2 separate regions of the Homo sapiens genome follow, and region 1 is linked to region 2. Evidence: read pairs that join two places in POLR2A ChIA-PET (ENCODE). Cell type or tissue: OCI-LY7. All regions are shown on one strand. Each heading gives the region's core, and the rest is flanking DNA. Links, peaks and the distances in the headings are about the cores only. Region 1 overlaps CDH1 (cadherin 1). Region 2 has its middle 39 kb from the start of SMPD3.

Evidence for each region. ChIA-PET counts read pairs that join two places held together with the same protein. Peaks named below come from ENCODE experiments on the same cell type or tissue, not always from the same donor. Only the 100,000 strongest peaks of a DNase experiment are listed, where the experiment ranks them.
Region 1: POLR2A ChIA-PET joins it to region 2 with 12 read pairs; 2 of 35 experiments call an interaction of 5 or more read pairs at or near these places.

What each region holds. Positions count from the first base shown.
Region 1 is chr16:68,755,077-68,760,451 of GRCh38, reverse strand. The region is part of intron 2 of CDH1 (cadherin 1); the gene reads right to left. Among named protein-coding and RNA genes, the nearest start is that of CDH1, 20 kb to the right of the region's middle. RefSeq lists cis regulatory regions at 1,643, 3,124, 3,853 and enhancers at 1,571-1,715, 2,958-3,007, 3,052-3,196, 3,688-3,787, 3,781-3,925. In OCI-LY7, for the core only: no CTCF peak of the experiment used is centred there; a DNase peak (open chromatin) is centred at 2,901; H3K4me3 peaks cover 1,188 bases; H3K27ac peaks cover 1,258 bases.
Region 2 is chr16:68,484,396-68,489,770 of GRCh38, reverse strand. No RefSeq gene overlaps it. Among named protein-coding and RNA genes, the nearest start is that of SMPD3, 39 kb to the right of the region's middle. In OCI-LY7, for the core only: no CTCF peak of the experiment used is centred there; DNase peaks (open chromatin) are centred at 1,960 and 2,620; H3K27ac peaks cover 1,285 bases.

The sequences.
Region 1 (5,375 bases), core at 306-5,305, 270 kb before region 2:
CCATCTTTGGAAAACTAGAATTTAAAATACTTTAGAAGGGCTGGGCGTGGTGGCTCATGCCTGTAATCCCAGTGCTTTGGGAGGCTGAGTGGGGGAGGATCATGGGGTCAGGAGATTGAGACCATCCTGGCTAACACGGTGAAACCCCGTCTCTACTAAAAATGCAAAAAAAAAAAAAAAAAAAATTAGCTGGGCGTGGTGTTGGGCACCTATAGTCCCAGCTACTCAGGAGGCTGAGGCAGGAGAATGGCATGAACCCGGGAGGCAGAGCTTGCAGTGAGCTGAGAGCGCACCATTGCACTCTAGCCTGGGGGACAAGAGCAAGATTTCATCTCAAAAAAAAAAAATTAAAAAAAAAAAAAAAATATATATATATGGAATACTTTACAAGACAGTTCACATTTCCATCTGTGGAAAACTAGAATTTTAAAAACTCAGCCGGGCACGGTGGAAAAGGGGATTTTAGGGGCTGCATGGGTGGACCTTGGCATGAGGCTCCTTTCTAGGCCAAAGTGATGGATCTAGAATGGAAACATTCTTAGAAATAGAGCCGCTGAGCACAGGAAGGATAAAAGCCAGCCAGGGCGGTACACACTTTTCCTTCCCAGCTCCCCTAGCTGTAGAAGCTTCTGTTTATGATTTGGAAATGGAATTGTCAGGCCCGGCGTGGTGGCTCACGCCTATAATCTATAATCCTAGCACTTTGGGAGGCCAAGGCAGATCACCTGAGGTGAGGAGTTTGACACCAGCCTGGCCAAAATGGTGAAACCTTGTCTCCATTAAAAAATACAAAAATTATCTGGGCATGGTGGTACGCGCCTGTAATCCCAGCTACTTGGGAGGCTGAGGCAGGAGAATCGCTTGAACTCGGGAGGCGGAGGTTGCAGTGAGCCAAGATCGCACCATTGCACTCCAGCCCAGGCAACAGAGCAAAATTCCATCTCAACCAAAAAAAAAAAAAAAAGAAAGAAAAGAAAATGGAATTGCCATAGTACCTAACTCTAAAGTTGATGCAAGGATTAAAAAAACAAGATCATACATGAACAGTTGAGTACTCAATCAATAAATGAATGCAACGACTATTGTGGTCATTGTATAACAATACTATTATTATTGGTAGAGATGGGGGTCTTGCTATGTTGCCCAGGCTGGTCTTGAACTCTTGGGCTCAAGCGATTCTCCTGCCTTGGCCTCCCAAAGTGTTGGGATAACAGGCATGAGCCACTGTGCCCCCTGTAATCCCACCACTTGTCGGAGGCTGAGGCAGGAGGATTGCCCGAGCCGAGGAGTTTGAGACCAACCTGGGCAACACAGTGAGACCTTGTATTTTTCAAAATAAATTAATTAAATGTAATTAGCTGGGCACGGTGGCTCACACCTGTAATCCCAACACTTTGAGAGGGCTAGAGGGGCAGATCATCTGAGGTCAGGAGTTTGAGACCAGCCTGACCAACATGGTGAAACCCCATCTCTCTAAAAATAGAAAAAATTAGCCAGGCATGGTGGCAGGCGCCTATAATCCCAGCTACTCAGAAGGCTGAGGCAGGAGAATTGCTTGAACCCGGGAGGCGGAAGTTGCAGTGAGCCGAGATGGCACCAGTCTGGGCAACAGAGCAAGACTCCATCTCAAAAAAAAAAAAAATTGCACTCAAATGGATGTTGGGTCAAAGGAGCGTCTTATTCTTTAGGAGGTCAAGAGCAAAGTGATAAGGGGGTATCACTCTTCCTCATACTCAATCCTCTGTGGCTCCTTTGACACTTACACTACCCGCCCCCCGCCCCATGCTTTTTCACTCCCTTGACACAAGTCTAAAGCAGAAACATCTAATGAGAAAAACTAATTTGTTTTTTTAGAGATCGATTCTTGAGACATTGACCAGGTTGGAGAGCAGTAACTATTCACGGGCACAATCAGCATGCACTGCAGCCTCGAAACTCCCAGGCTCAAGTGATCCTCCTGCCTCAACCTCCCAAGTAGCTAGGACTACAGATGTGTACCACGGAGCCCAGCCAATAAAAACTAAATGAAGAGTGGTTGCTACGTACCAGGCACTGGAAGCACTTCGCACATGCTAACTCATTGAATCCTCATTGCAATCCTTTGTGGTAGGGGCTATGTTTATCCCCTTTGTACAGGTGAGGGGACTGAGGCACAGAAAGATTAAGAAACTGGCCCTAGGGAATTCCCATTTGGGTCTCTCTCTCTCTCTCTCTCTCAAAAAAAAAAAAAAAAAAAAAAAAAAAGAAATAAAAAGAAGCCTACCCTAGGCAAAATGGGGTGGGGTTGGGATAGAGGGGAGGGACACAAAAAAATTTGAAAAAAAAGAAAGAAACTTGCAGGCCAGTGCAGCAACTCACATCCGTAATCCCAGCACTTTGGGAGGCTGAGGCGGGCAGATGGCTTGAGCTCAGGAGTTCAAAACCAGCCTGGGCAACATGGCAAAACCTCGTCTCTACAAAAAATACAAAAAAAAAAAAAAAAAAGATTAGCCTGGAGTGGTGGCATGCACCTGTAGTCCCAGCTACTTGGGAGGCTGAGGTGGGAGGATGGGGATGACTTGAGCCCAGGAGGCAGAGGTTGCAGTGAGCCAAAATTGTACCACTCCACTCCAGCCTGGGTGACAGAAAAAGGCCCTGTCTCAAAAAAAAGAAAGAAAGAAAGGAAGGAAGGAAGGAAGGAAGGAGAGAGAGAGAAAGAAAAAGAGAGAGAGAAAGAAAGAAAGAGAAAGAAACTTGCCCAAAATCACAGGAAAAGTAAGGGTCCAGTTGGGATTGGAATCCAGGCAATCCTGCTGCATTCCACCCTCCCAGTTCATCTTCTCTAAGAGAAGCTCATAGGCTAAAAGAGAAATAAATGCTGAAGAGTCAAATCTCTGTCAAAACCAGAAATGAAACCTCACATCTGGCAAGTAAAATGTGGTTTCCTAGGTTCAACAGCTTCCCAGGTATTTAAACACTCCCATGGTGGAAGTGAGAGGATTAGCAGAAAGAAGAATGAAAAATCATAACCAAATTACAAAGCCCAAAGAAAAATAAGTACAACTTACAGGAAGTTTCAAAATCAAAAACTCAGCTGGTTGCCATGGCTCACACCTGTAATCCCAGCACTTTGGGAGGCCAAGGTGGGCGGATCACTTGAGGTCAGGACCAGCCTGGCCAACATGGTGAAACCCTGTCTCTACTAAAAATACAAAAATTAGCCGGGCATGGTGGCGCTGGCCTATAATCCCAGCTACTCGGGAGGCTGAGGAAGGAGAATAGCTTGAACCTGGGAGGTGGAGGTTGCAGTGAGCTGAGACTCCAACACTGCGCTCCAGCCTGGGTGACAGAGCAAGACTCTGTCTCAAAACAAAACAAAACAAAAATCAGAGACTCAAAATACAGCTCTGAAACATCCAAAAACCTCAAGGAGTAGAAGAGGGCTTTGTTTTGTTTTGTTTTTTGTTTTTGAGAGAGCGTCTCGCTCTGTCACCCAAGCTGGAGTGCAGTGGTGCAAAACGCAGCTCACTGCAGCCTTAACCTCCTGGACTCAAGGGATCTACCTGCCTCAGCCTCCCATGAAGCTGGGATCACAGGCACACGCCACCATGCCTGGGTAATTGTTTTTGTATGTAGAGACAGGGTTTCCCTTTGTTGCCCAATCTGGTCTCCAACTTCTGGGCTCAAGCAATCCTCCCACTTTGGCCTCCCGAAGTGCTGGATTACAGGCATGAGCTACCGCACCCGGCCTCTTTTTAAATGCAGACTTGAGACAAGAAGGCAAAAGTTACAAGAAATACAACCACAAATTCTATTTTCTCCAGAAAATTTAGTCATGATTACAAGCCTGGGAGTTAGGTGGTAATGAAACCAGCCACATGAACGTCACCAAGCAGCTGTTATTTCTCCAAAACCTTTTAGCACGAAGCTAACAGAGACGAGATCTAGGGCTAGTATCTCCTGGGACTTATGAGTAAGAGCCGGCACCTAGAGTACCTGTCACTATAGAGGGTGATGTCACCGCTGATTCAACCTGATATTGAAAAACCTTACCAGGAGAGGCCTCTCAATGTCGGTGACTCAGGGCCCCACCCCACCTGTTCATAAAGTAAGTGCCCAGGTGTTTGCCTCACTGCTTATTCAAGGGATGATGTTTTCCAATAGGAAAGCCACAACTCTCCCCACCAACAAGTTGGTCATCTTGTTCCCTTTTTCAAACACTCCCACATAGTTGTGGTGAAGAATTTGTTGGGGAGGAAGCCTCGTACTGAAGGTGAGATTCCAAAGTAAGTACCAGGTCCTAGGAACACTCGTATACATGCACAAAAAAAAAAAAAAAATATGCCCTAAATGATGCCTGTTTAGAAAATATCATCCCTCTGCAGGAAGAATCTTTAGAAAACTCGGCTAGGCACAGTGGCTCATTCATGCCTGTAATCCCAGCACTTTGGGAGGCCGAGGAGGGCTTATCACCTAAGGTCAGGAGTTGGAGACCAGCCTGGCCAACATGGTGAAACCCCGTCTCTACGAAAAATACAAAAAGTAGCCAGGTGTGGTGGCACATGCCTGTAATCCCAGCTACACCGGAGGCTGAGGTGGGAGAATCGCTTGAACCCGGGAGGCAGAGGTTGCAATGAGCCGAGATCAGGCCACTGCACTCTAGCCTGGGCAACAAGAGCAAGACTCTGTCTCAAAAAAAAAAAAAAAAAAAATTTAGAAAACTCTGCTGGAGCAATATTCCTCTTGGGCAACATGCTGAGGGGTGGGGAGTGGCTTGGAATGAGCATTATTTCCTGGTTTGAATCTGATACCCTTTAAAGGAGATGTTCCTAAAGTGGCAGGTCAAAAGAGAAAGATAAATAAATAAAAAATGAAGGAGATGTGAAAATGAGCCCTCAGGATTCCTTCTCTAGAAAATGCCTGGCCTGGCCGGGCATGGTGGCTCAGACCTGTAATCCTAGCACTTTGGGAGGCCAAGGCGGGGGTATTGCTTAAGCTCAGGAGTTCGAGACTAGCCTGGGCAACGTAACAAGACCCTCTCTATTTATTTTAACAAAAAATTTAAAAATTAAAAGAAAAATGCCTGACTAGAGAACAGTCTTTTTCAATGACATGAATATAGACTTGAATGTAGAAGTCCAGTCCCCTCAAGATACAGTCCAATTCTATTTTTTTTTTTTTTTTTTTTTTGAGACAGAGTCTTGCCCTGTCACCCAGGCTGGAATGCAGTGGTACGATCATGGCTAAACCTCCCAGGCAGCTTCAACCTCCCAGGCTCAAGTGATCCTCTCACCCCAGCTCCCAAGTAGCTGGGACTACAAGCATATGCCACTACACCTGGCTAATTTTTGGATTTTTTGTAGAGGCGGGGTTCTATCATGCCCAGGCTGGTCTTG
Region 2 (5,375 bases), core at 87-5,086:
CGGAAGCCTCATACGTGCTGATGGGAATGGCAAATTGACTGCTTTAGAAGGTACTTCAGCAGTTTCTTTAAAAGTTAAATATTTTCCCGGACGCGGTGGCACACGCGTGCAATCTCAGCTACTCAGGAGGCTGAGGCAGGAGAATCGCTTGAACCTGGGAGGCGGAGATTGCAGTGAGCCGAGATCGCGCCATTGCACTTCAACCTGGGTGACAGGGCGAGACTCCGTCTCAAAAAAAAAAAAAGTTCAATATTTCTATTCTGCTGTATTGGCCTAAAGAACAACAACAACAAAACATTAAACATATCTATTACATGACCCAGCCATTCCACTCCTATATACTGAATGATTGATTAATTGACTGACTGAGACAGGGTCTTGCTCTGCCGTCCAGGCTACAGTGCAGTGGTACAATCATAACTTACTGGCTACAGTGCAGTGGTACAATCATAACTTACTACAGCCTCGAACTGCTGGGCTCAAGCAATCCTCCTGCCTCAGCCTCCTGAGCAGCTAGGACTACAGGCTCATGCCACCATGTACAGCTAATTTTTAAATATTTTGTAGAGAAGTGGTCTCACTGTGTTGCCCAGGCTGGTCTGGAACTCCTGGCCTCAAGAGATCCTCCCACCTCTGCCTCCCAAAGTGCTGGGATTATAGGCATGAGCCACCACTCCCAGCCTTCACTACTAGGTATTTACCCAAGGGAAATAAAAGCATGTATTCACACAGACCCTTGCATATGAACATTCATGGCAACTTTATTTGTAATGACCCCAAACTGGAATCAACCCAAATATCCATCAACAAGTGAAGAGTTAACAAATTGTGGTATAATCTATACAATGGAATACTGCTTAGCAATGAGAAGAAATTAACTATTAACATACACAGCAAGGATGAATCTCAAAATAATTACACTGAATGAAAGAACAAACAAAAATAGTACATAGTAGATAATTCCATTTATTTAAAATTCAGAAAATGCTAACTCATCTACAGTAACAGAGAGCAGCAGATGGGTGGTTGCCTGGAGACGGTGGAGATGGGAGGGAGAGATCACAAAGGGACAGGAGGAAACTTCTAGAGTTGATGGATGTGTTCATTATCTTGACGGTGGTAGCAGTTTCACAGGTGTATGCATACATATGTTAAAATTCATCAGATTGTACTTTTTAAGTATGTGCTGTTTACATATTTCAACTATATCTTAATAAAGCTGTTTTTTTTTTTTTTGTTTTTAGAGACGGGATCTTGTTCTGTTGCCCAGGCTACAGTGCGGTGGGGTGATCATAGCTCACTGCAGCCTCAAACTCCTGAGCTCAAGCGATCCTCTCACCTCAGCATCTTGAGTAGCTGGGACTGTAGGCGTGTGCCACCACGCCTACTTTTGTGAAGTTTTGTAGAGATGGGGTCTCGTTTTGTTGCCCAGGCTGGTCTAGAACTCCTGACCTGATCATCCCCACTCAGCCTCCCAAAGTGCTGACATTACACACATGAGACACTGTTCAGGGGTCCTGAGCAGGTCCCTGGCCTGATAACTGTGCAAGGGAGACTCTTTCCCTACCCAGCCCCATGGCCTTGTCGTTCCCGTTCAGCTCCAGCCTTAGATGAGCTGGTCTTTCTTGGGGGAGCTGGGTCATACAGGCGGGTGAGAACTCCTACTCTGCCTAGATCAATCAGGGAACAGTGCAGAGGACAAGTATAGGAAGCCCAGGGGGAATCAGTCTTTGGGGATCAAATCTAGGAAATAATGCCCCAAAATAATGCCCCGCAAGCTGCTATGTTGGTAGCTAGAGGCACATGTGTACCAAGGGCCAAAAGTCTTTGCACATAGCAGCGTATTTGCGGGGAGGAGCAGCCAAGAGCCAGAGGCACTGTCCCAGGGGAATAGGCCTGGGCTGGAGGTAGATGTGCTGTCGATTGATGGTCAAATGATTTCCTGATGCCACAGGCAGGCAATCATTTATGCAACACTTCTTTCAAAACCCAGGTGACACCCACGGGGGCTCTTTGCCTTGTTCATCCTTGAGCAGAGCCAGCCGTGAGCTGGTTGTTCTCAGATCTCTTCCCAGCTGGGTTAGTAACTTGTTTCCCACCAAAGGGCTCCTCAAATTTCAGCCTCTTCTAGAAGGTACCTCTTGGCACCTTTTTGGGGGATGGGCCCCCTAATGTCACATTGCCTTAAAATTTCTCAAGGTGGCACCCCAAAGTGAAGTCCTAGAAACTCACTTTGAAGCCCACAGATTTTAGCTTAGGAAAGTTGCTAAGGCTCTCGGCATCCTCCATTGCAAAGGATCTAAAATAAAGTCTGTTTTCTTTTTGCATTTCAGTGTGTTTAAGGTAGCTGCTGCATGCAGAGCCCTGTACTAGATGCCTTGTGGAGGGCAGATGAATACCGTACCGGAGGGAGGCTTGCTCAGAGGCTCATTGACTGCCACAGCCTGCAGAGCCAAGCCCAGCAAGGGTCCCTGGGGACATGGAGAGTGGGTGGAGTGAGTGTAAGGAGTGGAGGTCTCAGGACTTCTCTCAAAGAGCTCACAGCCCCATAGAGGCACGAAGAGGCAGACACAATGCAGAGTGCTTTATGCACTGCTGGAAGAATGTTCCAGAACAGGTGTACAGGAAGAAGGTGAGAATAGCACCTGTTTTATCTGATTCTCATTCATAGCTGACTCTTCAGCAGAATTCAGTGAGCTGGTCTTCCTGTTGGGAGTGCCAAGGGTCAGGACAGGCTTTGTGGGGAGGCGCCATTTGAACAGTCTCTTGAATAATAAACAAAGCTTTGCCTGGCTGACAAAGGGAGGAGGGGCAGTCCGGGGCAAAGAAACAACATGAATGAATCTCAGAAAACATCTTATGATGTAAGATAAGAAGTGCCTTAAAAGAAATACCAACTTTGCTATGGTAATTCAAAGAATTCCAGAGAAATTCCCAGATTTAAAAAAGATGCAGTGACGTTTGCCTCTTGATACCTGAATGTGTGCCTCTGAGTCTGGCACTGGCCTAATTCTCCTCCCTCTGCCTCTGTAGGGAGGAGACAGCTCATGCTAAAAGCCCTTAGAAATATTTTCCTCCGAAGACACACTGATTTCCCACTGGGTAATTAGGATGTAGTTGAAGCTTCCCAGAATGGTTGCTGTCTCTGAAGGATATAACTGCAGCAGGCCAGGGATTGGGACTTCTTAATTGATATATTTAATCCACATTTGAATCTCATTTTTCATCTGGCAAGGGCATGTGCCTTTTTTCACCATCTGGATGAGCTTGTTTAAAAATTCATCTGTGCGGCCAAGGAGGGCAGATCACCTGAGGTCAGGAGTTCAAGACCAGCCTGGCCAACATGGTGAAACCCCATCTCTACTAAAAATACACACACACACACACACACACACACACACACACACACACAAATTAGCTGGGCGTGGTGGCGAGCACCTGCAATCCCAGCTACTTGGAGGCTGGGGCAGAAGAATCACTTGAACCCGGGAGGCAGAGGTTGCAGTGAGCCGCGATCGTGCCATTGCACTCCAGCCTGGGCAACAAGAGCAAAACTCTGTCTCAAAAAAAAAAATTCATCTATGCATGTATACAGGTAAAATGGCCAAAGTGCTGCATTTGATTGGAAAATGGCTTCATTCTATAATATATTCTCTAATGATTTAGGATCAGAGGACTTTTCATTCTTCCAGACCTGGGCTGCTCTGTGGCCAATACAGTGTTTTCCAACCTGCTCCTCGTCCCAACCTGATTCTGAAACCTAGAAGGACTTCTCTGGACTGGGAACTTCCGATGTACACTGTTAGAGTGGACATGCCCAGCCTGCCTGGCCAGACCTCACCTTCCAGGGATGTCATGTAAGGGCCATGGGGACAGAAATGACTGCAGTAAGCTCAGGGAAGGACAGGAGGCTCCCTAACCAATACCAAATGAGGCTGAGGGGACAGGAGGCTGCAGTGCCAGCTGACCCTGAGTGTTGGGAACCTTTGCTGGGGAGAGAATGGCATCCACATTCTCTCATTAAAACCCTCTGATGGGTCAGGTGTGGTGGCTTATGCCTGTAATCCCAACACTCTGGGAGGCCGAGGCGGGCGGATCACTTGAGGTTAGGAGTTCGAGACCAGCCTGGCCAACATGGTGGAACCCCGTCCCTACTAAAATACAAAAATTAGCTGGGCGTGGTGGCCTGCACCTGTAATCCCAGCTACTCAGGAGGCTGAGGCAGGAGGAGAATCACTTGAACCGGGGAGGCAGAGGTTGCAGTAAGCCGAGATCGTGCCACTGCACCTCAGCCTGGGCAACAGAGCGAGACTCCATCTCAAAAACAAACAACCAAACAAACAAAACCCTCTGGTGTCAGGGAGGGCTATGGTGACCCTGGCCAGGTGGTGGGTGGCCAGGTGGGGGACTGTAATGGAGGCGATGGAGAGGTTAGAACTGACTCTGGGAAAAGCCTGCACTGCTCCCAGGAGACCCTTATTCTAGCTCCCCACAGTGCAGAGGAGCACCCTAGCTTTCTGGTCTGGGAAGCTGTTCCCTCCAGGATGGACACATACCACTGGCTTCTAGATCCAAGCAGGAGGGTTTTCCCTAGAGGCCTGGCTCACAAGCCAGGCTACCCCAAGCCACTTGCAGTTAAGCCACCCTCACAAGCCAAATGGCGGCACTCCCAGGGATGCTGCGGTGCAGAGGCCATGGGTCTAGGCTCCCCCAGGGGCCCTTCCTGCTCCCCGGCACTGGTACTGTGATCATATGCCTCCCCTGCCATTGGCATCTGGCCCAGCTTGGTTGAGCTACAGGACTCCCATCTCCAGGAGCAAACATTTAGCTGGTACCTCAGAAGTTGAAAAAGGATGAAGAACTCTGGGCATTGGCACTCGAACCTCAGCTGCTGCTGTAACCCAGACCTTAGGCCGGATTGGATGACTAGGTTTCTGTTTTATCCCAAGGACCCAGCCCCACCAGGCAGTAAGAGGGAAGAGAACTCATGTTCATTGAGTGCCCTATGTGCTGAGCACTGTGCTAGCCCCTTTACCTTCATTTCCTCATTTAATCCTCCCAACCATGCCATGAGGTAGGCAAGGCTGAGGTCCAGAGAGGGGAAGTGACCTATTTGAGGTCACACAGCAAGATCTGCCAAGCTCTGTTTTACAGGATATAATTGTTGAAAACAACCAAAAATGCTGGATAAAACATGAAAAACACCTTGTTAAAAGCAATGAAGAGCTGGCAAGAGAAAAAGGAATAAGGTCAGAATCTAAGGAGAGGTAAGAACCTAGACAAGTAGGAAGCACTGAAGTCATTTTGGCTATGTGGGTGTTTGCTGATATGCAAGTGAGAACCTCAGGTTTTTGTTGTTGTTGTTGTTGTTTGAT